Linked DNA regions of Homo sapiens: region 1 is linked to region 2. Evidence: chromatin loops called from intact Hi-C (ENCODE). Cell type or tissue: heart left ventricle. All regions are shown on one strand. Links, peaks and the distances in the headings refer to the core of each region. The heading gives the core; the rest is flanking DNA.

What was found. A loop is a pair of places that touch in the nucleus more often than their neighbours do. Peaks named below come from ENCODE experiments on the same cell type or tissue, not always from the same donor. Only the 100,000 strongest peaks of a DNase experiment are listed, where the experiment ranks them.
Region 1: it touches region 2 in a loop (2.8-fold over the local background); 2 of 110 quality-filtered maps call a loop at or near these places.

What each region holds. Positions count from the first base shown.
Region 1 is chr3:149,764,640-149,776,834 of GRCh38, forward strand. ANKUB1 (ankyrin repeat and ubiquitin domain containing 1) reads right to left here. Exons shown (of 6, transcript NM_001144960.3): 4 at 5,921-6,035; 5 at 2,518-3,456. Among named protein-coding and RNA genes, the nearest start is that of COMMD2, 18 kb to the left of the region's middle. In heart left ventricle, for the core only: a CTCF peak has its summit at 7,218 (motif pointing left); no DNase peak of the experiment used is centred there.
Region 2 is chr3:149,524,036-149,536,230 of GRCh38, forward strand. WWTR1 (WW domain containing transcription regulator 1) reads right to left here. Exons shown (of 7, transcript NM_015472.6): 5 at 3,801-3,934; 6 at 1,978-2,090. It also overlaps the pseudogene RNU6-1098P. Among named protein-coding and RNA genes, the nearest start is that of TM4SF4, 55 kb to the left of the region's middle. In heart left ventricle, for the core only: a CTCF peak has its summit at 6,810; no DNase peak of the experiment used is centred there.

The DNA of each region.
Region 1 (12,195 bases), core at 6,252-8,751, 240 kb after region 2:
CTCTTTCTTTCTTTCCTTCCTTCTTTCTTTCTTTTTCTTTCCTTCCTTCCTTCTTTCTTCCTCTCTTTCTCTCTTTCCTTCCTTCCTTATTTTCTTTCCTTCTTTCCTCTCTCTCTTTCCTTCACAGAATAACACTTTAACAAAATGTTTTCTCTAGAAATTTCTTTCTTGACCTTGAAATTGCCACTCATTAATAATTCCAATCCTTATGAAATGTAGCTACAAAAAAAAAAGCACACTGGTAGTCTCTTTTAAAAAGTGTTTTGAAATGTTTACTAAAGCTAAACATAAATTTATCCTATGACCCGGCAATTCTATTCCTTGGTATAGAGTCAAGAGAAGTGAACGCAGATGTCCACCAAAACTCATATGCAAGAACAATCATGCATTTTTATTCAAAGTAGCCCCTAAATTAGAAACAATTTAAATGTCCATCAGTAGGAAAATAGATAAATAAATTAGGATATGGAATACTGCATACAAATGGAATGCTACATAGAAATAAGAACAATCAATACATGCAAAAACACTGATGAATCTTATAGGCAATGTGTTGAACAAAAAAAGCAAAATATCAAAGGTATATGCCATATGTGCCCTTTATATGAAGTTCAAGAACAGGCTAAAGTAATCTTCGGTGATAGAGATGAGAATAATAGTTACATCCGGGAAGGATCATGACTGGCAAGGGGCATGAAGGAAATTTTGGGGGGTGCTGGAAATAGTTTGCATCTGATCTGAGTAGTGCTTGTATGAAAACATAAAAATTCAACAAGCCATATATGTGAGATTAGTGGTCCTTATGGATTTTACTATATATTTCATAACTCATTTCCTCCCCAAGAAAGCACTGTATACAACAACAGACACTGTCAGCTTTTCTTATCTAAAACCACACACACACACATGCACACACACACACACACACACCTTAAAAACAGATGCTTTTTCATGCACATTTCCATTCTGCTGGGCACAGCACTGGGCTATAGTAAACACTTACTGAATGTTTGAAAAATAAACTCATTTTTAGCATGTATCTGTTGATAAAACAAATCAATATTTCCTTTCTTGTTTACAGCCTTATTTTAAGAGGGACTATGTAGTTTTTTCAATTAATAATTTTCCTAGTATATTTCTAGAATTTTTGGTGATCTCTTTTTATACATTCTAGTCAGAGATATCTCACAAATTACAAAGATTGAGACTATTAAGCTATTAAGTGTCTTCCTCTATTGTCAACCTCACTCTGTTGGATATTGAATTTTGAGTTTTACAGCCCAAATTACTCTCACCACAAGGTGGCAACAACCTAACTGAAATAAAGTTGAGCTGAGCTAAAGACCAGTACAGAAAAGCAAGTAGAACAATCTAGCCTTGTTTTTTCTTTACTTCTCATTATATTGAGTAAAGGGAAAAGTCGCTTGTAAATCTATATTTCTAACTGTAAAATTTGCATCAAATAATACCTCATAAGTAATGGATGGGATCTGAGCTCTAATCAGAGAGTTGTGTACCTTAAACATCTAATTCCGATACACTTTCTTATCTCTTTAGATGTGCTAAGGATTACCTTTTAACTCACTGTAAATATTAATGTCAATTCTAGCACCCTGTCCAATACAGATCTCACCCCATATGTGTATCTTGCCTAGTCAGTCAATTCAAGTCTTTAATCATTCAATTTGTCATTAATGTGTTCCTTTCTTTCTTCCCATTTTCATTACCATTTAGTTTTCTATGACACTTTTTATGTCTCCCTCCCATATTTCAGTTTTCTCTCTTTCCCCTCTAATTACAATTAATGTTTTATTAGCTTTAGAAGAAGAAGAGGAAGACAAAGAAGTGGAAGAGGAGGAAAAAGAAGAAGCATTAGCAGGCTAGGCACAGTGGTTCATGCCTGTAATCCCAGCACTTTGGGAGGCCAAGGTGGGAGGATCGCTTGAGCCCAGGAGTTTGAGACCAACCTGGGCAACATGGTGAGTCCTCATCTCTACAGAAAAAAAAAATCAATCAGATATAGTGGCATGTGCCTGTAGTCCCAGCTACTTGGAAGGCTGAGATGGGAGAATTGCTTGAGCCTAGGAATTCAAGAATGCAATGAGCTGTGATAGCACCACTGCACTCCAGCCTGAGCAACAGAACGAGACCCTGTCTCAAACAAAAAGAAAAAAGAAAAGCAGCAGCAGCAGCAGCAGCAGCAGCAGCAGCAGCAGCAGCAGCAGCAGCAGCAGCAGCAGCAAGGGACCTTGAGAATTGATACAATTCTTTCTACTGTGTTTCTTTCCCTCCTGAAAGTTTGAGGAGTAAAGTACTGCACAGATTGGATTGGCCAATAATATTAATTCATTTTGTCCTAGTGATGAGGCTAAGATGAGGTCCTTGAAGCTGGGTATTGATGCACTGGAACAACTTGTATTACTTTCAGTGGCATAGTAGGGCATTATGGACCATTCCTTATCCTGGACCTGCCTTATAAAAGCTTTGCTGTTTGTATGTTTAAGGGGAGAACATTACCTTGCCACAGCTAAGCAGTAGATTGCGTTCTCCCATGGAGTCTTCCCACTGTGCTCTAAGAAAGATGAGAAGGAGGACTTCAGTAAAAAGTCAGCACTGGGTGTTGCATAGAAAAACGATGGATGTGAATATCCCACTCTTGAAACTGGAGGGAGGGGGACTTGGGGAAGATATGTGTTTTTTATGAGCTTTTCTTTTTTCCTAGCTGTGGCAGTAATTTTTTTCTGATTTTGTTGTTGATGTTTTTGTAATTCAGAGAATGAACTTGCATTCACCAGTGGATGAAATTTGAGGGCTTGTTTTCTTGTGTCCGGCTGTGAAATTGCCAAAGGATTGACAGGTTTGCTGCTTGCAGTTTGTTTGCTGAGAGATGGTAGCTTGAGCACGATGCTTTGTGAGTCGCTGTTCCCAGCCTTATGCCAGCTCTTGGAGGTCATTTTTGGTTTGGTGAAACCATCCACCATCACAGTGTCTCCAACTTTTGCCCCAAAGACCCTTGCTCCACAAAACTGGCTTTTATGAAGACTGTGACTCTGAGCTCTGAGGATCCATTGTTTTATTTTAATATAAATCCTCATTGGGACTGAAATTTTTGGAAAAGAAACTGTGGACCACATTTTACTGAGCAAATATAATACACAGTCTTTATGCTTGTGTTTGAACACAATGGTCAGGGGAGTTTGTCCTGCTGCATTTTTGCATTCCAGGCACAGCACACTGTAGTTGACAAAGGCCTTCAGAATCAACAGTTGGCCTGCTTCTGCGGCTGCATGAATGGGGCATTTAGAGACATCTGCATGAAGGGCTTCATGGCACCATGCTCGATAGGGGTGAACACCGACTGCCTCGTGGGGCCGCGCACCCTGCTTCAGGGCCCATTCAGTGAGTTCAATGTACCCACAAAAAGCAGCAATGTACAGGGCTACCCTTTTCTGATACCTAAATGAGTGAAACAAGTGGGGAGGGGGTGTTTAGAAAATCAGCAAACAGACAAATGTAGTTACACTAAATGCTCATGAAATATTCTAGTTGAATGTTTATTTCTTCTTAACTTTTACCTTAAAATATTTTTAGAAAAGGCATATAGTGACATACAGGTTAAACTGCACAAGTCCTGCTTATACACATTATCCTACTATGCACGTGTAAATAGTTTCCTTGAAGTGGTCATCTTTCTTATAAAAATTAAATCCTCGAAAAATATCATGCATGGGGAAATACAAGGAGCTTTTAAGTCTGATCATGTACATTCTCTGAGCTATTAGATTTTATTTAAAGATGAAGTCAAGTATAGATGGTCAAGCACATGAACACTAGAGTTAAATTGTTACAATTCAATACCCAGTTCTGCCCTTGCTATTTGTGTGACATGGGGCAGGTTTTCTTCCTCCATCCCCCCTCCCCAGACAGAGTCTTGCTCTGTTGCTCAGGCTGGAGTGCAGTGATGCAATCTTGGCTCACTGCAACCTCCACCTCCCGAGTTGAAGCAATTATCCTGCCTCAGCCTCCTCAGTAGTTGGGATTACAGGTGCGAGCCACCACACCTGGCTAATTTTTGTATTTTTTGTAGAAACAGGAATTTCGCTACGTTGGCCACGCTGGTGTCGAACTCCTGACCTCAAGTGATCTGCCCACCTTGGCCTCCCAAAGTAATGGGATTACAGGTGTGAACCACTGTGCCCAGCCAACATGGGGCAGGTTTTCTGATCTTAGTTTCCTCATGTGTAAAATAAGATTAAAAAGTGTCCGCCTCATCAAATTGTTACAAGCATAAAATGAGGTAATAAATATAACACAGTGTCTGCCGTAAAGTATTAAATAAATATACACTATTAAAAGTAACAAAGCAACACAGCTATTTCTTTGGATGCAGAACATGGAAAAAGAAATATCACTACCCCACAATAGAAATTAGTATAAAATATTAGAATATTTTATAAAATTGTAAAATCTGCTCTTCTAATCCATCACTTCACAGAGCCTCAGACCTCCTGGTGTGTTGGCTTCTGCAAAACATGATTAAATCACCCATGAGGGGGCACTTTTCTAAAGTACTATTAAACCTACAGATTAGTGCAATTTATGTATTTGAGAAGCTGATGGCTGTATTAACACATTAAAATGACCGCCTGCCTCTCTGAACCAACCCTCCTCCTGCCCCAGCTATACCCGTTACACTTTATGTATAGCAAAAGTGTGAATGCTGGTAATAAATGCAGTTTGAAAAATTACATGTGAGCTTAGGAAGACGTGGCCAATGTTTTCAGCCAATTAACAAGTGTTTTCTTAAAGAATAACTGAATGTGAAATTGGCAAGATACAGACGTCCTTTGACTTATTATAGAGTTACGTCTTGATAAAAACCATCATACGCTGAAAGTATCATAAGTCTAAAATGCATTTAATACACCTAATCTACTGAACATCAAATCTTAGTCTAGCCTACCTTAATTAGCATACAGTTGGGCAAAATCATCTAACACAAAGCCTATATTATAATGTACTGTTGAATATATCCTATAATTTATTGAATGCTGTACTGAAAATGAAAAAGAATTGTTTTATGGGCACTGGAAGTTTGGTTTCTACTGAATTAATATCACTTTTACACCATTGTAAGTTGAAAAATCTAAGTTGAACCATCATAAGTTGTGGACTGTCTGTATTTATTCTGATAGTCTTTAAAAATGTTGCTGAAAGTCTCATATCTAAACCAAATCGAAGTCACCCATTTAATCACCATTTAATGACCTTTGAACAACATGAGTTTGAACTGTCAGGGTTCAGTTTGGGGATTTTCTTCCACCTCTGCCACACCTGAGACAGCAAGACAAACCCCTTCTCCTCTTTCTCCCCCTCAGCCTTATTCAACCTGAAGATTGAAGACCTTTATAATGATCCACATCCACTTAATGACTAGGAAATATATTTTCTTTTCCTTATGATTTTCTTAATATTTTCTTTTCTGTAGCTTACTTTATTGTAAGAATATGGTATATAATACATATACACAACGTGTTAATTGACTGTGTTATCAGTAAGGCTTCTGGTCAATGGTAGGCTATTAGTAGCTAAGTTTTGGGGAAGTCAAAAGTTATATGGGAATTTTCAACTGTATGGGGAGTTGGCATCCCTAACCCCTGCATTGTTCAAAGGTTAATTGTAGTTAGTATTTCCTGAGGAAAGTCTACCTGAATCGCAAGACTATCAGTCCTGATGGCATCCCTGCTGTTTTGTTCCAACAAATATGTCAATAATAATATTTGGTTGAGACATACTAAGTGGAACTGGCATAGAGCAGCACCCCAGCTGTAGAGTGAGTGAATTGCAGGCTCAAGGTATGATGGAAGTTTAGTAAAAATCACAGCACTTGCTAAGTTAATTTAAAATTAATTTCTCATACTTGAGTACTGGTCCTTCTTTTGATAAGTAGCGTTGGACTTTAAGTTTTTGTCCAAGGAGACAACCCATCAGAAATTCCTTCCATCCATCCCAGACATCCAAGCGAAGTGTTGTGCCTGTGGATCAAGAGAGGTGGTTTATGGTTCCAGTCCAGCAGTGTGGTTTGACAATCCATAAAACTTCTAATGGTAGCTTTCCCCAAACAGAGGCTTAGCTAGATGCAAAATGAAAAATAACCTTGGAACAAGGAGACAGGGATGGTATTTTTAGCATAGGCCATTATTGGCTTGGAAAAGCTGTTTGGCATCTGTGTATTACCATTTTCTCATCTGCTCAATGATGGCGTATAGCACTGAAGTATTTTTTTGCAGCTATCTTAAAACAGTCTTGTGGAGATTGACTCAATGCTGCTGTATATATTACCATGTAAACTGAAGCCATTATATTGGAAGAGGAAACTAAGGAACCTGTGGCAGGACAAACAGTCTTCTGGGGCCTTTAGCTTATGAGTGGGCTGTGAGGGAGTGGAAAGATGCTCACCAGCTAATTTGCTTGTTCTATCCTTTATGAAACAGGAGCTGTTCTCCGTTACAAACATTAAAGTAATTCACTGCTGCTGGAGAACTTATCACTTGCTTCTCCAAAGTCTACCCTTTCTGTGATACCACATTCCTTTTATCCTTCAGGCTGGTGTTTCCCAGGGATCTTTCCTCAGCCTTCCGTTCTTCTCAATTTACGCAAGTTCCCTGGGGATTAAACCCAGCCTTCTCCCTATGTGAACCAACCTAGCTCACTTACCTCTCTTCACTCTGCTTCATTCATTTATTATGGCCACCTTGACCTTTCACCTGTCCTCACACCAAGTCTACTCCCATCTCAGGACCTAATGACTTACAATTTTTTGATTGAAAGGATCTTCATCAGATTTTCACAGGACTGTGTCCTTTTTATTCAGTTTTCACTTCAACCATAGCTAAAGCAATCTCTGCCATCACTACCTCCTCACCTTCATTACTTTGTATCCCATGACTTTATTTTAACTTGTTTATTGCCCCTGTCATCAGTATTTGAAATCATTTTATTTGCTTGAAGATTTTTTTTTCATGCTCCCATTAAGAAGAAAATTCCTTCACGACTTGCCGTATAGCCTGACACTTGGTAGGTGCTCACTAAATACTTGATAGCTGATTAATTGTCAATCTTAGTGGCGATGATAGCTTCATTGACCACCCAGGTGTCACTCATTCCCAAGTCCCAATCTCCAGCCCAGCCTCTGCTCCAGCTCCAGACTCCCCCTGCTGGCGATATTACCAAAGAAGGGATTGCACTACAACCCCATCATTCTAAAAGACCACTCATTATCTTTCACCCAACCTGCTTTTTCTCCTGCATTTTTTTTTCTCAGTGAGTGGTACATCTATTTTGCTACCTAAGCCATATATTAGAGAGTTTTCCTCCATCCTTCCTTTTTTTTTTTTTTTTTTTAGACGGAGTCTTTCTCTGTCACCCAGGCTGGGGTGCAGTGGCACAATCTTGGCTCACTGCAACCTCTGCCTCCCAGGCTCAAGTGATTCTCCTGCCTCACCCTCTCAAGTAGCTGGATTACAGGCCACCATGCTCAGCTAAATTTTTTTGTATGTTTAGTAGAGAAGGGGTTTCACCATGTTGGTCAGGCTAATCTCGAACTCCTAACTTCAAACGATCCATCCGCCTTGGCCTCCCACAGTGCTGGAATTACAGGTGTGAGCCATTGCGCCCGGCATCCTTCTCATTTTTTCATGTCCTACATCTAAACGGTTGCTTAGGCCTGACAGGTTTACCTGATCAATATTGAAGAACTCTGTTTCCTTGCCTCCATCTCAACCAGTCCTGCCCTATTTCAGGCCTAGGTAATCTTTCACCTAAATCTACTTTGAGAAGCTCCCAGCAGCCTTCCCTTCTTTATTCAGGTCTCTGCTCAATGTTGTCTTCTTTTCTGACCAGCTATCTAAATAGCCTCCCATCAGTTTACTGCATCATTCTTTATTCCATTATCCTGCCTTCTTTTACTTCGTAGCTCTTAACCTCTGCTTAAAATGAGATATTTTTCTGTTTGCTTGATGGTGTTTGCCTCCTCCACTGAGATCCAAGCTTCAGGAGGGTGGGGACACTGCCACTGTGCCTGCTTTCCACAGTGGTCCCTGGCTTATGGTGGACACTCAGTAAGTATTTGTTGAATGAAGTTCTGCTGGACTCCCAAACTTCTTCTGGCCATGCTCTGCCCTCCTAACCGAGCAGGTTGGCCTGCACTTCCCTGTGCACACCAGGCTGTTTCTGGCCTTGGTGGTGTCTAAACTGTGCTTATCTTTGTTGGCTGAGATTTCAGAACACCAGTAATCTTAGAATCACAGAAAGGTGAAGATAGATCTTAAAAGACCAGCCCACTCAGCAGCCCCCTTTTATAGACTAGGAAGCTGAGGTTCAGAGACACATGAATTGCCTGAGGCTTCTCAGCCAGCTGGGAATTTCCAGAATTCCCTGGAATGTGTCTTTAGGATTCTTTCTAATTCCTAGAGAGTCTCCCCCTTTCAGTTGCCTTTCTCTTTCTTTCCTTTCTGCTTCCCCTCTCTTTTCCTTCTTGCCTCCTCTGTACACGAACACGACAAAGGATATCTCCCTGCCAGTCCCTCCCTTATTGGACATTCTATGTTATAACCTGTAATCTTGAAATGGGGCTCTTCCTCTGTTACTCCTTACTCTGGTTTGGATTTCTTGACCTTGGACTTGCTATTCTTTGTGAGTTGATTCCTATTTGCATACTTGTTTACTCACAGGCCTGACCTGCGTTACTACCCTCATCCCCCTCACCTGCCTCGATCCTCATAACTCGGGCCTCAGCTAGAAGAGTTTACTCTCCTTGCTGGAGAATTCTGGAATTATTCTGTAGACATAAAGTAGTGGTCCTGCAGCTATTCTGTAGAAATACCTTGATAAACATTTTCCAAAATACGGACCATACTTGCTACACTAGGTTAATTTTCTCTAAAGCTTCATGCTGCACTTAAACTTTCTCATAAAATGTTTAATTCTCATGCACTGGAAACAAAGGACTTTAAACACTGCTCCAAGTGCATTTATTTTATCTCCTGCTGAAATGATCTATGTTTTTAGTTTATTGTGAAAATCACTCCCAAATGAGCAGTAGAAAGCTTTAGCCTGGCCCCATACCGCAGCCTCCTTAGTCCTCCACAGCCGAGGCTACACAGTCTCCATTTGAAGGACCAGCCAGCCCCAGGTCCAGAGAACAACCTTAATTCCCGTAGGAGGGAATTTATTAAGATTTAGGCCAGGGTCCCAGTGCAGTGGCTCACACCTGTATTCCCAGCACTTTGGGTGGGAGGATTGCTTGAGGCCAGGAGTTTACCAGCCTGAGCAACACAGCGAGACCCCATCTCTACAAAAACTGAAAAAGATGTAGGTCAGTAACTCAGAGGGTTGGTAGGAAGTCAGTGTTCCTGTTCATCCTGGTCAGATATTCTAGTCACTTCTGTTCCTCCTGAGCAAGTCCCCACTTTGTGCCCTATATTGTGAATCCCAATATTCTACCCCACTTTTTGGGTTTAAGACTAAGATTTCATTTCTGAATTTCCTACTCTAAATCCTAATCTCTGGGGTTAGATTTCTGTCACGTTGTCAGAGCCTCGATGTCAACATCAGCTTATCTAGTTTCCTGCCTCTTTTGTCATTCATTCATTCATTCATTCACTACCTTGGTGCTGTGGTTCACTCACAAGGTCCCTGATGGATCTCCCTGAGGATCACCCTCTGCCTTCCTCGGCCTTACCGACTGACAGCTGCAGACTGACCTGCCTATTCCAGGCCTTCCACCAGAAGGACTTATATGAGGCTAACCTTCCCCTGCTGGATGTCTATAGATGGGATTTTCCTGGCCTACCTGTTCTCCAGATGATTGCCTATCCTCAGAGTCTCAGCTCTCTCTAGCCCTCCTGCCTACTGCTGAATGAGACCTGATTCTGAAAACTACAGAGAGGACCGTACGATTTAAATCTCCTTAACATTGGTGGGGCACCTCCATCAGGCCCTGTATTTTATTTCATTTTAATTCCCTGTCTAGTAGCAAATATTACGGGTGTTATAACCATCAGTTCAGTTCCTTGCAATGAAACAGTCCTGATAATGCTCAGCTTTTGAATATCCAGAGAATTTCTAAGCAAGTCAGCCAGCACTGTTTATTAGATTTTCCTTTCACCCCTGTTGCTTTGTAATGCCCTCTTTGTCAGATGTTAAATTCCTTCATAAGCCTAGGAATTCTGTTGGGAAATAGAAATTTACTTGAAAAACGCTATATTGCTCCAGAAAATACAACTAAAACCTATTACTGAAGAGAGAGGAAAACTAATAAGCTTTAGGGCCCCTCACTACCTTCTATAGAGCCTGCTAATTTTCTTGTCTTAGTTTTGGATTTTTAAAAAGAGGGCCCACAAAATTGTATTAACTTTACAAAACCTGGATCTGTCCATTCTGTGCTTGCAAACGTATCTACTATGCCTAGGCCACACAGGACAGCAGATGGGAGCAACAGTGCCTATTTAGGCAATCATCTTCAACCTTGCCACATGTGGCCCCTGACTCCCAAGTTTCTGGATTCCTCGTTCATACCCCGGGAGTCAACACATGCCTATCTGATTTGGACTTTTTCTTCCTGAATATGGAAATTGTTTCTCTGGTTTGAGCTTCCTGTGATGGAAGAAACAAAATAAAACATTGATTAGAACTTAAAGGCCATCAATAAAAGCATACTGGTTTGGCAGTATAAATTGTTGGAAAGAACCCAGTCCTGGGTGTATGATTATCATTTATTAGCAGTGTAATCTTGATCAGATCACTTAACTTCTCTGAACTTCAGTTTTCTCATCAATAAAAGGAATTAAAATAGCACCATAGGTCTCCATGAGCCTAAAGGTTAGTAAAAGGACCCTGGAGCCAGCTCAGATTTCAGGATCTGAGCTGACACAACCCTGCTCCTGGAATGGTTTCTCAGGTGCAATGTGCCCAGGCAGCCATGAATATATCCTATGAGGTGTTTATAGTGAAGAGTACCAATTGGTATCATCTGTAAAGAAAGGCATTAATTCATTCACTCATTTGTTTAGGTACTCCTTGTTTCAGAAAGGATGAATGCCAGTTTATGAATATATGTGAAATAAAAACAGAATAACAAGCAGATAAGCATGTGGATCAGAAAGAGGAAAGCAAAAGCCAGGGCAGTGATTTCAGAGCTAGAAGCAGGTCTAAAATGAGCATCTGGTACCATACAGGTTGACGTAAGACTAGGTGTGTGTGTGCGTGTGTGTGTGTGTGCATGTATATGTATGTATTGGACCTGTGTGATATGTCACTAAGCCTCAAGTCACAAAATCACACATATTAAGATATACTTATCATGATAGATTTATGATAAGTTAGTCATTAGATATTCTACCACCAGAATTCCCTTATCCCTTCATTACTCATCTTCTTCTTAATCCCTAAAATCTTTCTTTCTCCATCTCCTTTATTAAAGCTGCTCTCTCTAAGCCCACCAAAGACCTTTAAAGCAAATCCAAAGCTTTTTTATCTCAGAATTGTCTTTGGACTTTTACCAGCATCTTGAAAACAGTCTCATCATCTGTTACAATACAAAGTTCCAGTTCTCCTCCTGACTCTGACAGCTTTCCATGTCTCATTTTTTGACTCTTCCGTGTGCTTGCCTTGACCTCAGCATGTCCTGAGTGCCAGCCATTGGCCCTTAAGACATTCCTCTCTATATTTACTCTCTGAGGAATGTACCCCTCATAGGGCTTGGTCTCCACCTACATGGGCAGGATCAGTATCTGCTAACCCAAACCATCACTCAAGCACTAGCACCATGTTTGCAGTAAAGGGAAATTAGAAGACTTCAGTTGTACTTACAGCTTTGCCACTAACTGACCAGCTGAGTAACTTTTTTAAAAAAAAGTACTCTCTGAGTTTCCTCATATCTAAAGCTTAAAACCCAGAAAATAGCTCCTTTCCTCAATTTCCCCACCACTGTCCTAGTGTGAGAGCTTTGATTCTTTCCTCTACTTAAATGTGATCTAGGGCCAGGTGCAGTAGCTCACTCCTGTAATCCCAGCACTTTGGGAGGCCAAGGTGGGTGGATCACTTGAGGTCAGGAGTTTGAGACCAGCCTGGCCAACATGGTGAAACCCTGTCTCTATAAAAAATACACACACACACACACACACAAATTAGCCA
Region 2 (12,195 bases), core at 5,422-7,921:
CACTTTGAGCTGGTCTCTGTGATCTCATGACTCCTCACAACTCTGCCGTGAGCATATCACTCCCACTTTATGGGTGAGAAATCTGAGGCTCACGGAGGTTATGCAACTTACCCAAAGGCGCTACTAGGAATGGAGAAGCAAGGATTCAAATCAGGCTGCCTGTTGGCTAAAACTATGTTCTTTTCAGGACGTCATTTAATTCCACATTACGGCTTCAAAATAAAACACTCCCTACTTACCCACTTGAGGTTATTTTAAAGAGACATAGAGTAGAATCCATCCTCTTTTATGGTTTTTTTTTTTTTTTTTTGAATGTCAAACTTAGATTTAGATCTCCTGAGCTTTTTTCCTTAACTTTGCTTTTTATCCTTACTGGCTTCCCAGTGTTTAGAAGATGAAAGTAAAGAATTATTAAACATAGGAAGGAGCCACTTCCTAAGGCTATTCCAAAGATAGCAAAATAAATCTCACACTCAAAAAGCAGAGAGAGAGATAAAGGTGGCAGGGGGTGGTGGTGGGGGAAGAACTGAAGTAATAAACTGAAGAACAGTAAAACAATCAGTGCAAACTATTCCTGTGTCACTCCTCACAAGATAGTCTTTGCAATCTTCTCAATGCAAAGATGACAACCTACACGAAAGACGCCAGGGGAGCAGCTTTAATGTACTGCATTTGTAAGACACCTGGCTATGAGTTTGACTCTTGATCTTTCCAACAATTTAGACTCACAACACAAAGAGAAGCCATCAAAGAGTAGAGTGTAAAAAACTACAGGCACTATGGCAAACACTTTGGGGGAAGGAATTTTTTATTTTCAACACAAAACAATTACTTTCGTCAATGATAATGGAGAAGGAACTTTCATGAATAACTCCAAATAGTGGACACCCTGGCTGTCATTTATTTTTGGTTCTAGAATATCTTCTTAGAGTTTATGACTTTCATAATTAAGTCTAGGTAAGGCTAATAAGACTAACTTCAGTTTCTGCAATTGGAAGTCTCACTCCTTGAGAAAAGGAGAAAAAGAAAGGTAATCGGGAAGCCTGGTGAGGCTGGACCTGAAGGATGCACAGGCTGGGGACAAGGTAAGAGTAACCCTGACTCTCTTCTCTTTAATTCCTGAGGGAGGATGTCGTTACCATGTTGGAACTTGGAAGTGACAATTTTGAATCCTCTGAGTTGCTCAGCATTCCAAATACCCACTGCCAATTGCTTTTCAAATGCAGTGAATGACATGAAAAAAATTGGATACTAGAACTATAAACCAGTGTCACTTTCCAGGAGAAAGGGTGGCCCATATATTACAACTAAAAACTAGAACAGCATAAATACCCCAATGTGGAAACATGGCAAACAAACAGTGGTGTCTTGATGCAATTGTGAGGAAGGGACTATATGGAGCAAAGATGAATTAAAAAAAAAAAACAACAGAATTTAAAATCCTGCGCCCAGATGTAAAACTATACTTGTATAATCTATGAGGAAGGGGCTACAGTTTATTAATAGTGCCTGGGGGTTCAGTGGCTTTTCAGCTGTTATTTTATGTTGTCGTTGAGATTGAGTGTTTCTGGTTGGATTTTAAAATTGAGATGACCGTACTCGCTCTGGCAGCACCTATACTAAAACTGGAATGATTAGCATGGCCCCTGCATGAGAATGACATGTAAATTCATGAAGCATTCCATTTTTTTTTTTTTCAACATTTTTACAGACACTCGGGACTACTGGGAGTGGGGAGGAACAAGGGGTGAAAAACAAACTATTGGGTACTATGCTCACTACCTGGGTGACGAGAGCAATCGTATCCCAAACCCCGGCATCACATAACCATGTAGCAAACCTGCACATGTACCCCCAAATATAAAATAAAAGTTGAAATTATAAAAATAAAATAAAAGAAAAATAAAATTGAGATAACCGAAGAGATCATTTAAAAAACACAAACCCATTGTAAGTGCTTGCAGGCTTTGCTCCTACCTGTATCCATCTCATCCACATTGCTGAGGAAGTCCTCCGGAGTTGTGGGGACACTGTAGCACCCTAACCCCAGGCCACTGTCAGTGCTCTGCTCCCTCGAATGATATGGCCCTCTGCAAAGCAAAAGATGAAGAAACTTCAATATGAGCCCACTAAATAAATCTCAAAATTAAAACACAGTCACAAAAGCTCTAAACTAGTGCAGTTGTGCCATGCTGCCCAACTTTCCAGGTTAGGGAGGAAGGAAAGTTTTAATTTTGAAATACATACCCTCATGAAAATGAAAATAATCATGTGTGGCCATTCACAGTAAATTGACATTGATTTCCTTTTCACCTCAAAATAACCATTTGAACATTCTTCAACATACAGAGTATGACACCATTTATGTAAAACTTTAAAAAAAAAAAACAAAAACTATGTTGAATATTGCTTATGGATACATACACTAACGGGCAGTAAGGGGTATAAAAGTCTGTGTGATGGACACACGCCAGTTTCTGAATAGTGGCTACCACTGGGGACAGAAGGGAAAAGAAACGAGATTTCAGTGGTGGGGGGATGGCTTCAAATATTAATTGTAATATTTTATTTGTTAAAAAGTAAGATTAAATAAAACTATGGCAAATCTGGGTAGTGGGTACATGGGTAATTCATGTTATTCTTTGTACTTCTCTGTGTTTCAAATACTTTAAAATCAACAATTTAAAACCTCCATTAATTATTATTTCAGCTACTATTTGTTTTTATCTCTATCTTTAATAATGTTCATAATTGTATTGTTTGTTTGCCAGACGTCTCTGCAAGGGCAGAATAAAAGGCACAGGAAATACAGAATTGCCCTTTTTATTTGATTTAAAAACTACTTCTGCTCATGAAGATATTTCTGGCTAAATTCTCTTTCCCTTTTGCTCCTTTGTTTTAATTACTTTTTAAATTGTGAAATTATTTTAAACTCACATAGAAGACGCAACAAGAGTACAGAGCGTTCCCATGTACCCTTCACCAGCTTCCCCAGTGATAACATCTTACATAACCATAGTGCAATTACCAAAATCAGAAATCTGACACTGTAGAATATTATTTACTAAACTATAGATCTTATTCACATTTCACCCTGAACATCATCTCTTTTCTTTTCTTTCTTTTTTTTTTTTTTGAGATGGAGTTTCACTCTTGTTGCCAAGGCTGGAGTGCAATGGTGCAATCTCGGCTCACTGCAACCTCCGCCTCCCAGGTTCAAGCAATTCTCAGCCTCCCGAGTAGCTGGGATTACAGGCATGCACCACCATGCCCTGCTAATTTTGTATTTTTAGAAGAGACAGGGTTTCTCCATGTTGGTCAGGCTGGTCTCGAACTCCCAACCTCAGGTGATCTGCCCACCTCGGCCTCCCAAAGTGCTGGGATTATAGGCATGAGCCACCATGCCTGGCCGAACATAATCTCTTAATTGTTCTGTTCTCAATTTGCCATATGGCATGCTTTTATCCCCTGTTGGTTACATAAAACCAGAAGATTCTTCCAAGTATAAGTACTAGACGACACCATCATGTTTAAAAATATAAGTTCATGCCCATTTTCAAATTCTTGACTAGGGGTTTACTCTACGTCCTATCACCAATTTTTTAATTTGGAAATTTTTTAACAGGCAGATGATTTCCCCTGCTTTTCTTTTTTCTGCCAGCTCCTCCCACTTCCTCCCTTTATTCTCACCCTCAACCCTCAAGCTCCCCACCTCTTCCCAATGTAAACAAAGATCCTATTATAGTCTAGATCACATAATAAAGAGAATAAAAATAAGTGGCCCCCAAATATTAACTTACCCATTGAGGAAAGGATCTGAGCTATTATTAGTGATGGATCTCATGTCTGGGGTCATCGTGGGTGGGTTGACAGCAGCCTGAACTGGGGCAAGAGTCTCAGCTTCCATGGGGAGCTGTCGACAGAGGGCAGCTTCCTACAGTCAGAATGGGAAGCAAGAGTCATGCACTCATTGTCACAAGGCATGGAGCAAAGTGTACTTCACATCAAAACTTTTCACCAAATACAAAGCACTGTGTATTTACTCCCAGCAAGTCAAAATCACCAGGCAACCATTAGTATTCTTTCTCCGAAGAAAGTCTTACAGACATAAGTCACTTCACATTCACAAAGTTAATGGGAAGCTCAGCTATTATTTGATCTAAGGGCACTTAATGTTGCAATCATCCCACCCATGCAATTATTTAAACACCCAAATCATAGAAAGCCCTCTCAAAACACTTTGTCAGAGACAAGGCTTTTTCTATCTCAGGTTCTCAAACCAAATCTACATCAATCAAAGCAATCAGACTCCTCTGGACTATAAAGTACATTCTGGTCTTTGCCACTTACAGGCCAGTAAAACTGTGGAATTACAGAGTCCAGGCTCTACATTAAATTGCATCTGGCAGTTTTATGTTTACAGACAGGAAAGCAAAACAATGAGTTGAAAGTTTACTTTAAAAAGTCAATCAGTGGCCAGGGGTGGTGGCTCACGTCCATAATCCCAGCACTTTGGGAGGTCGAGGTGGGCGGATCACTGGAGCCCACAAGTTCGAGACCAGCCTGCAACATGGTGAAACCCTGTCTCTACAAAAAATACAAAAATTAGTTGGGTGTGGTGCTACTTGGGAGGCTGAGGCAGGAGGAGCCCTGTGCCTGGGAGGTTGAGACTAAAGTGAGCAGAGATCACGACACTGTACTCCAGCCTGGGTGACAGAGTGAGACGCTGTCTCAAAAAAAACAAAAAAACAAAAAAGTCAATCTATTTGACTACTTTGTTGACTAAAATGCTGAAGGTTGGGGAACCATGTAGATCCAATCCAAATCCCACAGACAAGTAACTGTTTCACAGCATATGGATTTCATTAGCAGAAACAAATAATACAAGCATTATTTTATAAAAGCTAGCATTACATTGCTAAGAAGAGTCTATCCAAAAGGCTACAAATTTACTGACTGCAACTACTTTCTCTAGGTATAATCTCCAGGAGTCTCTCCATCTTGACAAACATAACCAGACATCAAATTCCTTTCAAATTTGCTGATGTTTCCAGAGAATACTTTTGTATGTTTACATTTGCATCCCAAACCAAGGTTAGGCCTTTCCCCATATTTATGCCTATCAGTTTCCCACTTTCCATGCTGAAGTCATTGGTCTCACTGTCCCTCAAACCCTAAAACCATGGCTACAATGGCAAACAGAACATTTAGGACTTCTAAATTACAGTATCTTCGTTAGATCTCTTCCAGCCCTAACATGATGTGACTTTAGAGGGTAGCTGCTGTCTAGACAAGTCCTAGTGAAGTCATCGGCTATAAAAATTTTCAGTTACTAGAGTTGGTTGCACTGTTACAAACCATGAGAGACCTGATTGATTTAAAAAAAAACTGTATTGTTAACTTATACTGAAATAAATCTAGCTGGAAAGGGTCTTTGGCTCACTTCTGTTCATCTAGATTGCAAATAATCAAATACTTAACTAACAAATTTTATTCAGGAATCTACAAAAAGCAAACCAAAAACTGGAGATTTTTTTGGTAAAAAGTGATTTTCATCATCTAAATCTTGGAAGTGCCTTCTGAATAAACCTAGAAAAATCAAATTATTTTCTGATAGTTGTTTTTAACATGGCAGGCAGGGTGCATTAGAAACCTTATTATCCAACCAAAGTTTTCCTGAAAGCCTCAGAAGGAACAACAGGGATTGAATCTGGCATAAAAAGCCTGAGTCCCACCAGTCCCCATCCCTCAAGCACACTCATACACCCTGAGCCACAGTTTGAAAAAATGTATCTCATCAATGGTAAATTTCTAATACTTTATTAACCATAAATGCAAGAATCTTTTGACTCATAACCCTCATTATCCAAAAACATGAACTTTACTAGAATATTCCATTTTTCAACCATTCTGAATAAATGTGGGAGTTTACCTCTAAACAAATACACTTTTAATTTAAAAGTTGATGAGATGGCTGCATTCCTTTGTATTGAAAAAACTTTATCAACATATGTCTTAAGAATACAAGTTGAGGCCGGGCGGTGGCTCACACCTGTAATCCCAGCACTTTGGGAGGCTGAGGCGGGTGGATCACGAGGTCAGGAGATCAAGACCACCCTGGCTAACAAGGTGAAACCCTGTCTCTACTAAAAATACAAAATATTAGCCGGGTGTGGTGGCATGCACCTGTGGTCCCAGATACTCAGGAGGCTGAGGCAGGAAAATCACTTGAATTTGGGGAGGCGGAGGTTGCATTGAGCCGAGATTGCACCACCATACTCCAGCCTGGGCGACAAAGCGAGACTCTGTCTCAAAAAAAGAAAAAAAAAATACAAGTTGAATCTGCAATTTCCAGGAGTTCTAAATTTATATATGGTAAGAATCATTTCTGGAACTTCATGGGATAAAAAAATACACTATATATAACACACATGAATTGTTATCTGTAATAATATATAAAATTATAAGAACAAATATCAAAAATTAGATATAAAATAAATAGTTCTAAACTTTCCTATTAATTTAAATTACTCCTAGCTATTTCCAGTAAATAAAACATAAAATAATGCTTGTGTGTGTCTAAATATATAAATAAAATATATAAATAAAATTTAAAGGATTATTTATGATAACCAAAGCTGAAAAACCTATACTATATTGGAGGAAATGTTTCACTGTGCCATTTCACATTTGTTCCATCTGTTCTAAATCAAAGAGAACAGAAGCTCTAGTCTCCAGCACTGATGTTTCCCTAACTACCCTGAAGACTTAATCACCAAGTCATCCTAAGGGCAAATGCCGCCTTCTGTCTGTAGGGGGCTCACAGTATCATTTTCTACCTTCAACTGACTAACAAATAAGAGAAAAATCAGAAAGGGTGTTGAATGTACCCGGAATGATTGCTTTTTTTTTTTTTTGAGATGGAGTCTCACTCTCTCAGCCAGGCTGGAGTGCAGTGGCGTGATCTCAGCTCACTGCAACCTTCACCTACCGGGTTCAAGCAAGTCTTGTGCCTCAGCCTCCCGAGTAGCTGGGACTACAGGCATGTGCCACCACGCCCAGCTAATTTTTGTATTTTTAGTGGAGATATGGTTGCGCCATGTTGCCCATGCTGGTCTCGAACTCCTGGCCTCAAATGATCTGCCCACCTTGGCCTCCCAAAGTGCTGGGATTACAGGCGTGAGCCACTGCACCCGGCCTGAATAATAGCTTTGAAATATAAATTAGGCCAGTCTGAGTTAGAAAGTTATTATTTATAATAGGACACTTTGTCTAAGATTATTCCAAAATCATTCTTAGGTCACAAGTTATTCCACATAGCAGCCAAAGTGAAGCTCACGTGACCCCCTGCTCTAAAGCGACCTGCTTCTTGTTCCACCTGGATGGTAAATAGAGGCAGGTCCTCACTGCAGACCACCACACCCTGCATAACAGCCCTGGCCACCCTTTCCTCCCATGTCTCTGATGTGCTCCCCTCCTTCACCCCCTTCCAGTCTCCTGGTTTCTCTGCTGCTCCTCCCACCTCCTGCACCTGCGCCAACTGTTCTATCTGCTTGCAAGGTGTTCCTCGAGTCTTCCTAAAGCTTATTCCCTCACTTAACGCCTGCCTCCTACAGACGCCATCTCTTCAGAGATGCTCCTACCTCACCCCTGTCTAAAATGGCCTCACCCCTGTCATTTTCTGTCTCTTAATCTGCATTAATTTTCTTCAGTGCAACTTAAGTTTTCATTCTCTGTCTTTCCTACTAGAATGTAAGCTCCACGAGGGAAGGGGCCTTGTTTGTCATGTTCACTCCTGTACCCAACTACCTTAACAGTGCTAGGCATACAGTGGGTACTTGGAAATATAAACTAAGAACATGCAATCTCACCTCAGCCACAAATATGAGAGAAATAATAGCCTATTGTATACAACCCAACTAGCCAGGTGCAGGCTCCATCCTCAAGAAATGGTCCTGCTGCACTCTTTCCTGCTCCTCACATAGGATGAACAGGAGGGCCGAGTGGCCAGGAGCTAGATGCTTGAATTGGAAACCTGGTCCTGCTATCTAACAGAAAGTTATTTAACCCTCTGTTCTTCATTTGTAAAGTGGGGATAATAAGAGCACCCACCCAAGAAGGCTGCTGTGATGATAAAACGGGATAACACTACAAGGTGCTTAGAACAGTGCCAGGCACTCAAGATCACATAATAAATACTGAAGGAATTATTATTATTTCATTTTCTGAATTCCAATCTCAAAAAAAACAAAATAAACAATTTTAAAAGTCACACTGTCATGTGGAACTGATCCACTTTAAGTGGTGAGAGGTTTCTTCCTGGTCAACTTTCACCTTGGAGGGATTAAACCAAAGTGTGAAATTCATCATAATGGTCACCAAGGCTAAGAAAACAATTTTTTTTAAACAAGGAGAGGTTTATAAACCATTTTTATATAACATAAAATTTGTTCGAATATAAATGGAAAGTAGTGAGATGTTTTACTTCACTTAAATTTTATAATACGAGTTCTATATTTAGAACTTTAAAAATTCTAGCCTTTTTTTGAATGAAAATACTTCCCTATTCCAACTCATGAACTGAAAGAGAAAAAGAAACTGTACAAAACCCGAGGTCTGAAAATAAAAGGGCTAACCTCACCAACATGTTGCCATCCAAACAGGGGAGGGTTTTGTTTTAAACTAAATTTAGGTATAAAATTAAAGCCCAGACCCAGTAGGATTTGGACTGCCACATGACATCCACTACCCTTGCGTGGGTAAAAATGAAAGGCAAACGTCTGACTTAGACCAAACAGCAGCAGTCAAAATGGATGAAACTAAAGCAGCTGAAGCAAAGACAAAGACAGGCACTGGATGAAGTAAGCTTCCATGGAAACAGAGGGGTGACAGTTGGTCAAGGCTGGCTGAGGGCATAACTCAAGGCCTCTGCCGCTGAGCATCGGTGGTGCAGCTGCCTTCACTCAGCACCCCTTCCTTCCTCTGCTCCCTCTAGTCGAGGCAGGAAAACAAACGCTAAGCTGGCTTGTCACTCATTTCCCACTGTGCTCCAGTTAAACATGTATATTCACAGATCCCTTCCAGGGTCCCCTCTGTGTCCACCCTGCCCTCCAAACAAACCTTCAGTTTCCTAGACCAAGCTCAAAACCTGCTTTCTGTCTCAAGAAGCAGGTCATCATTGCTTCTCTAGCTAGTCCAACTGACCTCTTCCTCCAATCAACCTTCAAGTGCAAGGCTGCATCCAGGTCCCTACCCAACACTTTATCTTACTGAAATCTTTTCAAAGAGTGACCAGAGACCAATCAGGATAGAGAGGGGTCAGGGCATCACATCCTATGAAGAAGAGTGGGGCTATTTAACCACAGGGGAAGACTAGAAGGGCACACAGTGGCTCTCAAATTATTAATGAACTGTCACAGGAAAGAAGGAAGATCTCTTCTAGCCTAGATTTGAGGCAGATACGATGAAGGGCTTTCTAGTTACTTATCAGTTCAGGGCAGGAACTGCCTTCTTCTCAATTCTCCAGGCTATTAGCCACCGGATTTCTGAAACAGTAGTTGGGGTTTAAGTTGGGGTCCAGAGCTTGGCACCGAAAAGGCAGCATGGCACAAGAGCAAAACTGTCTTTGGAACCAGAAAGATTGGAGTTCAAATCCCAGTTCAGTTACTACATGTTGTGGCATCTTGAACTAAATTCTTAACCTTTCTTGACAGTTTGTTCACCTGAAAAAAAAAAGGTGGTTTATAAGACTGATCTTGCTGGGATGCTATAAAGATTAGAAAGCGTACTTATAATGGACCTGGCACATTGACGCAGTTAACAGAACAAGCTGCTGATAGTGTTAAATGGTGTGGGAGGCAGAGATACTAGCTAAAAATTGCATATTGCTTACTGTGTGTGAAACACTGTTCTAAGCCCTTTAACATGTTATTTCCCATCCTGGCTAACATGGTGAAACCTTGTTTCTACTAAAGATACAAAAAAATTAGCCGGGCATGGTGGCATGTGCCTGTAGTCCCAGCTACTTGGGAGGCTGAGGCAGGAGAATTGCTTGAACCCAGGAGGCGGAGGTTGCAGTGAGCCAAGATAGTGCCACTGCACTCCAGTGTGGGTAACAGAATGAGACTCTGTCTAAAAAAAAAGAAAGAAAAAGAAAAGAAAAGAAAAGAAAAACGTGTTATTTCATCTCTTCCTCGTGACAACCCAATTGTCTCCATTTTACAGATGAGGAAACTGAGGCTCAGAGTTAAGAGTGTGGCAAAGTCTCAGTGTGGCAGAGAAAGAAAAGTTGAGGGTTGAGGTTGACAGACCTCAAATTGTCAACCCTTTCACCTGCTGGCTGTGAGAACTGGGCAAGTTACTTCACTTTTCCGAGCCTGTTTTCCCAGCAATAAAATAGAAAGACCAACCCCTCTACCTCAGACAGTTCAGAGGAAATTTAATGAAACAGCCGATTTAACTTTCCTGAACATAGTTTTCCTCCCTGAACAGGGCAACAGAATGAACTGGATGTATTCAATGATAGTTTTCAACGTATATGAGTGGAGCTCATGTCCTAGGAATTCACAACCCATCAAGCAAAGTTACAAGTTCCAATTTCAAGGGCACTTTTCAGAAGGAAAGCTCTCCCTGCTGACCCTGACCCAACCCTCCTCCAACAAATTTATTTTTGTCTATGTCCAAGCTTGGGGTGGAAAGACTTGCAAAATAAGGGCTCAAGAATCTCTTGGTGAGTTTGTGGTCAACTATCTAGCTCTCTGAAGTGAGTAATTATTTATGGGCTAAAAAATACCCTTTCCTAGCAGCTGGAGGACGGGTGATGTGTAAAATAGCTGAAGAAGTAAGGATGTGAAAGACAAATGATTATTTGTGAGCTGAAGGTGTCCCAGGAAGCAAACCTCAAACCTCCTCTCCTTCTAGGTCCTTGGCCTGCAGCTTGCCTGTGGAATAAACCAACAGAGGAGGTGAGAAAGTAAACGGCAGCTGAAAGCATCTGCAGCTCTGTCCCGCCTTGGCTGAGGGAACACTCTGCCAGCCAGCTCCTGCCCTCACCAGAATGCACTTCAAAAGGGAAACAAATGACAATCAGCTCTTCAGAGGCTGCTCTGCTTGATTTAAGTGTGTGTGGCCAGGGACTCTACAAACATGGAAGATTGGATTGTTTTAATTATAAAGGGTGGGGTGAGTAGAAAGAAAATGAAAAAAAAAAAGACAGTATTTTGAAATCCTAACATTAAAATAGTTATTCTGGATGCAGAGAAATTGCTTTCTCTGCCAAAACCCTGAGGGACTTCAGAGAGAGAATGCCGAATTATTTACCTTCTTTACGGGGGACGGCGGGGGGAACAAAAAAAAATTACTGATGTATATTTCTTTTTAATTCGGTGCCAAGGGATTCTAAAATGCACTGTCACACTTCCCGGAGACTGCCTTTTTGAAACAACTCATCACTAATGCTCAGCTGCCAGACTGTCCCTACAAAAGAACAATCGAAACTGCGATACTTTTAGGAAGCCATTTACTAAGTTTGTCATTATTATCTATGGTCTATTTGTTGCTCTTTTTACTCAGAGTGCATAAAGCAAATTTGTATTATTCCACAACTGGTTTCTGTTGTCCTTTCAAATCACATTAAAGAAAACATTATAATTTAGATACTCGTCTGTCTTCACTTAAAAAAAAAAAAAAAGGCTGAGGCCTGGTGCAGTGGCTCACACCTGTAATCCCAGCACTTTGGGAGGCCAGGGTGGGCAGATCACTTGAGGCCAGGAGTTCGAGACCAGCCTGGCCAACATGGCAAAACCCCGTCTCTACTAAAACACAAAAAATTAGCCAGGCGTGATGATGCGCACCTGTAATCCCAGCTACTCAGGAGGCTGAGGCATGAGAATCACTTGAACCTGGGAGGTGAAGGTTGCAGTGAGCCAAGATTGTGCCACAGCACTCCAGCCTAGGTGATGAAGTGAGACTGTGTCTCAAAAAGAGAAGAAAAAGAAAAAAAAAGACTTGAATTGATACTATTGTTCAACAACAAGGGCACACTGGGACATTTTGGAAAATGGATTATTTCTGGGACATGTAAGCAAATAAAACGCTTGACACAAGCTAGAATGGAAGCTCTGTGAGGGAAGGGGCTGGGGTCTGTTGTTCACAGCTGTACTTTTAATGCCTAGAGCATTTGTAAAACAAATATAT